Linked DNA regions of Homo sapiens: region 2 is linked to region 1. Evidence: chromatin loops called from intact Hi-C (ENCODE). Cell type or tissue: sigmoid colon. All regions are shown on one strand. Each heading gives the region's core, and the rest is flanking DNA. Links, peaks and the distances in the headings are about the cores only. Region 1 has its middle 15 kb from the start of UNC13A. Region 2 overlaps FCHO1 (FCH and mu domain containing endocytic adaptor 1).

Evidence for each region. A loop is a pair of places that touch in the nucleus more often than their neighbours do. Peaks named below come from ENCODE experiments on the same cell type or tissue, not always from the same donor. Only the 100,000 strongest peaks of a DNase experiment are listed, where the experiment ranks them.
Region 2: a loop joins it to region 1, with 4 times the contacts of the local background. A loop is called at or near these places in 36 of 110 quality-filtered maps.

Annotation. Positions count from the first base shown.
Region 1 is chr19:17,702,384-17,705,292 of GRCh38, reverse strand. No RefSeq gene overlaps it. Among named protein-coding and RNA genes, the nearest start is that of UNC13A, 15 kb to the right of the region's middle. In sigmoid colon, for the core only: CTCF peaks have their summits at 1,052 and 1,251 (motif pointing left); a DNase peak (open chromatin) is centred at 1,264.
Region 2 is chr19:17,783,421-17,786,329 of GRCh38, reverse strand. It overlaps FCHO1 (FCH and mu domain containing endocytic adaptor 1), which reads right to left. Exons shown (of 29, transcript NM_015122.3): 25 at 2,095-2,227; 26 at 1,406-1,605. Among named protein-coding and RNA genes, the nearest start is that of B3GNT3, 10 kb to the left of the region's middle. In sigmoid colon, for the core only: a CTCF peak has its summit at 1,766 (motif pointing right); a DNase peak (open chromatin) is centred at 1,799; H3K27ac peaks cover 385 bases; H3K27me3 peaks cover 901 bases.

The DNA.
Region 1 (2,909 bases), core at 254-2,753:
TCCTCATCTGTAAAATGGAAATGATGGTACCCACTTCCAGAGTTGACATATAAGTGAGATACACAGAAAGAGTGTTGAGAGGGAGCCCTTGCTTTTTTTGACTTAAAAAATATATACATATTTAAAGTAGAGGGCCTGGCGTGGTGGCTCACGCTTGTAATCCCGGCACTTTGGGAGGCCGAGGCAGGCAGATCACGAAGTCAGGAGTTCGAGACCAGCCTGGCCAATATGGTGAAACCCCATTTCTACCAAAAATACAAAAATTAGCTGGGCGTAGTGGCAGGCGCCTTAATCCCAGCTACTCGGGAGGCTGAGGCAGGAGAATTACTTGAACCTGGGAGGCAGAGGTTGCAGTGAGCCAAAGGTTGTGCCATTGCACTCCAGCCTGGGTGACAGAGCGAGACTCTGACTCAGAAAATAAATAAATAAATAAAATAAATAAAGTAGAGATGAGGTCTCACTATTGTTGCCCAGGCTGGTCTTGAACTCCTGAGCCCAAGCAATCTTTCCGCATCCCAAAGTGCTAGGATTACAAGTGTGAGCTACCACGTCTGGCCTGACTTTTTCTGGTGGGGGACGGAGTCTCGCTCTGTCCCCCAGGCTGGAGAGCAGTGGCGTGATCTCGGCTCACTGCAACCTCCGTCTCCCAGGTTCAAGTGATTCTCCTGCCTCAGATTCCCGAGTAGCTGGGACTACAGGCGCCACCACACCCGGCTAATTTTTGTAGTTTTAGTAGAGACGGGGTTTCACCATGTTGGCCATGTTGGGCTCGAACTCCTGACCTCAAGTGATCTGCCCGCCTTGGCCTTCCAAAGTGCTGGGATTACAGGCATGAGCCACCATGCCCGTGCCCTACCCACACCCGCCCCCCACCCCCCACCCGGCGCCACCTTAAAAAAAGTTTTAAACTGTCATTTTAGGAGATTTAGGGGAAGGAGAGCCAGTAGAGTGCAGAGGTTAAGGGCCTCAGCTGGGCTTCCTAAATTCAAATCCAAGCTCTGCCACTCCCCTGATGTGTGACGTTGGGTGAGCAACTTAACGTTGTTGTTCTCAGTTTCCCCATCTGCAAACTCTATTATGGGGATTAAATGAGTGCTTGTAGAGTTCTGTTCCATGTCTGGCACACTGCAGGCACATGTCAAATAAGTTAACCTCCGTCAGAGGGTCACAGAGGGTCCCTGGTTCCCCTCTGCTCCCAGCCCTGGGATGGCCTAATGGCTTATGCTGCCCCCAGCTGGCCACTCTGGGAACTTTGGGCTGAGGCCCCCTCTCTGAGTCCGGAACCTCGCCTCCATTGGGTCTGAACCTATTACGTTCCTTTGTCTGCCTTTATTTCCTGCCTCCGTCTCCTCCTCTTGACCAATCCAATCACTTTTGTTTATGATCCATCCAATCCCATCCAACCACTCCAGGCCCATCCAGTCATTTTGCAGCCTAGTGTTATTTCCACCCTACATCCCTGCAGGGCAGGGCCTGGAACTTTCAAAAGATTGATGTTGCCTTTGTCCCATTTAATTCTCTGGGAAACCATTATTATTAATTATTATTATTATTATCTGTTGTCGTTGTTATTGTTGTTGTTTTTGAGACAGAGCCTCACTCTGTTGCCCAGGCTGGAGTACAGTGGCGCGATCTCGGCTCACTGCAGCCTCTGGCTCCTGGGTTCAAGCGATTCCCCTGCCTCAGCCTCCCGAGTAGCTGGGATTACAGGCGCCCGCCACCACGCCCAGCTGATTTTTAAACTTTTAGTAGAGATAGGGTTTCACCATGTTGGCCAGGCTGGTTTTGAACTCCTGACCTCAGGTGATCTGCCCGCCTTGGCCTCCCAAAGTGCTGGGATTACAGACTTGAGCCACCGCACCTGGCAGAAACCATTATTTTTTATCCTCATTTTATAGGCGATAAGCCAAGTTTGCCCTCATCGATTTCTCTGCCCCAGGCAGCCTGACAGCTACAATTAAGTTCAATAAGAGGTCCAATCTCAGAGCCTTTGCACACACCCTGCCCTCGGCCAGGAATGTCCTTCCTCCAATTCCCTGTGCTGAGCGAGATCCTCCTTGCTCGCTGGACCCTTGACCTTGGCAAAGAAGGAGCCGCAGAGAAAAAAGGGCAAGAGAAGATACAGACAGCACCGGCATAATTAAGTGGAGGGATGAGAAGGCTCAAATCAATAGCTTTGGAATTAGCTGAGCTGTTGGCTGGAAGAAAATGGGGCACCAGAGCTTAAAAATTAATTGGATCCGAGTGCTCAATGGTGAACGTTGAAATGCCCCTTTCATCATTATGATTATTATCATCATCATTATTATTATTTTGAGATGGGGTCTCACTCTGTTGCACCCAGGCTGAAGTGCAGTGGCGTGATCTCGGCTCACTGCAGCCTCTGCCTTTGAGGTTCAAGTGATTCTCCTGCTTCAGCCTCCCAAGTAGCTGGGACTGACTACAGGCAGGCGCCACCACGCCTAGCTAATTTTTTTTTGTATTTTTAGTAGAGACGGGGTTTCACCATGTTGACCAGACTGGTCTGCAGCTCCTGACCTCAGGTGATCCGTCCACCTTGGCCTCCCAAAGTGCTGGGATTACAGGCGTGAGCCACCACACCTAACAGAAACGTCCCCTTTCAGATCAGCGCGAGATGGGCAAGGGTGTGGATCCAAACTACGTTCATTGAATGAATGAACGATTACACAGACGTCTGCATTGCAGAAACGGCCTATTCTGAGAGTTACTCCAGACCCACTTCACGTCCCAGCCTTGTCCCCCTCCCCCGCCCCGCTGCCTGCTGCCCCAAACTCTCAGGAACTCAGTCTCCCCATCTATAAATGAGCACTTGACTGTAATCCCAGCACTTTGGGAGGCCGAGGCGGGTGGATCACGAGGTCAGGAGATTGAGACCATCCTAGCCAACA
Region 2 (2,909 bases), core at 229-2,728, 81 kb before region 1:
ATGGTGTCTCCCTCTGTCGCCCCGGCTGGTGTGCATTGGTGCGATCTCTGCTCACTGCAGCCTATGCCTCCTGGGTTCAAGCGATTCTCCTCCCTCAGCCTCCTGAGTAGCTGGGATTACAGGCGCCCGCCACCACGCCTGGCTAATTTTTGTAATTTAGTAGAGACGGGGTTTCACCATATTGGCCAGGCTGGTCTCAAACTGCTGACCTCAGGTGATCCACCTGCCTTGGCCTTCCAAAGTGTTGGGATTACAGGCATAAGCCACCATGCCCGGCTTCCTTGCAGCACTTTTAGATGACGCATTCTGTCCTATAAGTCTGGCTTCTTCACAACAGACTTTTTTTTTTTTAAATTTTTGTTTTTTAAGAGACAGTTGTCACCCAGGGTAACTCCTTGAAGCCTCAACTCCTGGGCTCAAGTGATCCTTCTGTCTCAGCCTCCCGAGTAGCTGGGACTACAAGAGCACACTACCACTACTATTTTTTTTTTTTTTTGAGACGGAGTCTCACTCTGTTGCCCAGGCTGGAGTGCAGTGGCATGATCTCAGCTCACTGCAACCTCCACCTCCCGGGTTCACGCCATTCTCCCACCTCAGCCTCCCAAGTAGCTGGGACTACAGGCACCCGCCACCATGCCCGGATTTTTTTTTTGTATTTTTAGTAGAGACGGGGTTTCACCATATTAACCAGGATGGTCTCGATCTCCTGACCTCGTGATCTGCCCATCTCGGCCTCCCAAAGTGCTGGGATTGCAGGTGTGAGCCACCGCACCCGGCCTGACTACTTTTTAAAATATTTTTTTGTAAGGCTGGGTGCAGTGGTTCATGCCTATAATCGCAGTCCTTTGGGAGGCCGAGGCGGGTGGATCACCTGAGGTCAGCAGTTCGAGACAAGCCTGACCAACATGGTGAAACCTCATGTCTACTAAAAAAACACAAAAATCAGCTGGGTGTGGTAGCAGGCACCTGTAATCCCAGCTATCCGGGAGGCTGAGGCAGAGAAAATCGCTTGAACCCGGGAGGCGGAGATTGCAGTGAGCTGAGATCGTGCCACTGCACTCCAACCTGCACGACAGAGCGAGACTTCATCTCAAAGTAAATAAATTAAATAAATAAATAAATAAACAAAATATTTTTTGTAGAGATGAGATCTCACCATATTGCCCAGGCTGGTCTCAAACTCCTGGCCTTAAGTGATCCTCCCACCTCAGCCTCCCAAAGCACTGCAATTACAGGCATGAGCCACTGCACCTGGCACTCATAACATCACCCTTAGTGCTAAGCAGGGTGGGCTCACAGTTAACGGTCAGGCCGAGGGTGCACCCTTTAATCAATGCATCAGGGAGAAGGTCTGGGGTTATGGGGGAAACTGCTGAGTTTTCCTTGGCCTCCCGCAAGCCCTCACCAGGTGGCAGCCGGCTGCAAGCGGACGTTGGTCACAGGCTCCCCCACAGGCAGCAGGATCTGGACGTTCGTGAGTGGTGTGGGCACAGCCGTGGCACCGGGCCGGTAGCCGTACTCCACTGAGACCTGGGTGAGGGTGGCTCCACACTGCCAGTGGGCACTGAGCTGCAGAGGCACAGACTGGGGACCCGGGCGGGAGAACTAGGAAGAATGAGAATGAGAGAGAGGACACAGCTTGGGCCATCCTGTCTTGCCACACCATGCGCTATTCAACCACCTTGACCCTGCGATGCACGCACCGCCCCAAGGGGGTCCAGTCACAGGGAGATTTGATGGATGAGAGGCTGTATTACACCAGGTTTCCAGCAGGGGGCAGGAGAGCGCCTCATTCTAACAAAGTCTCCCAGGGAAGTTCAAGTGTAAGGTTCCGGGGCTGGGCTGCTTCTAGTTCACATAAACATACTATCTGCAACAGGGGATGCACGCTCTTCCACACTGCCTACTCCTCCACCGTTCATTCCCGACCCACACTGCCTACTCCCTCCAGCTCATCGGCTCTCACAGATTGGATCTCTTGAGGTCAGGAATTCGAGACCAGCCTGGCCAACACGCAGGCGCCTCCATGTCTGCTGCCGGCTCACCGTGTCCCCCACTCCACCACCTCCTCCCGGCCCCATGCGGGTGGCGCACCTGGTATCGCAGCAGCACCACGTTGTAGTAGGAGGCAGTGGGGTTCTGCTCTGCCTGGCGCTGCAGGGCTTCGGTCAGAGCTGCCATGTTGAGCCAGAAGTCTTTGGTCTCAGGGTCACTCTGGGAGGGGTCACTGCAGAGACCCGGACTGATCACCCCAATCCTCGGGACATGCCCTCCCAGGGCTCCCAGCATTCAATCTACCCCTTCCTAAAGATGCAATTTCCTGGCCCACCCTGGGCCCAGCAAAGCCCTACCTGGGTGGTTGTGGTGCGGGCAGTAAAGGAGGGATGGAAAACAAGGGTCAGAGAGGGCAAGTTACTTGCCCCACGCCACACAGCAAATCCCAGGAGGTGGCTGGGTGTGGTGGCTCATGCTTGTAATCCCAGCACTTTGGGAGGCTGAGACGGGTGGATCACCTGAGGTCAGGAGTTTAAGACCAGCTTGACCAACATGGTGCAACCCCATCTCTACTAAAAATACAAAAATCAGCCAGGCATGGTGGCACATGCCTGTAATCCCAGCTACTCAGGTGGCTGAGGCAAGAGAATCACTTGAATCCGGAAGGCGGAGCTTGCAGTGAGCCGAGATCACGCCACTGCACTCCAGCCTGGGCAACAAGAGCAAAACTCCATCTCAAAAAAATAATAATTAAAAAAAAAAAATCAAGCCGGGTGTGGTAGCTCACGCCTGTAATCCTAGCACTTTGGGAGGCCAAGGCGGGCGGATTGCCTGAGCTCAGGAGTTTGAGACCAGCCTGGGCAACATGATGAAACCCTGTCTCTACTAAAATACGAAAGAAATTAGCTGGGTGT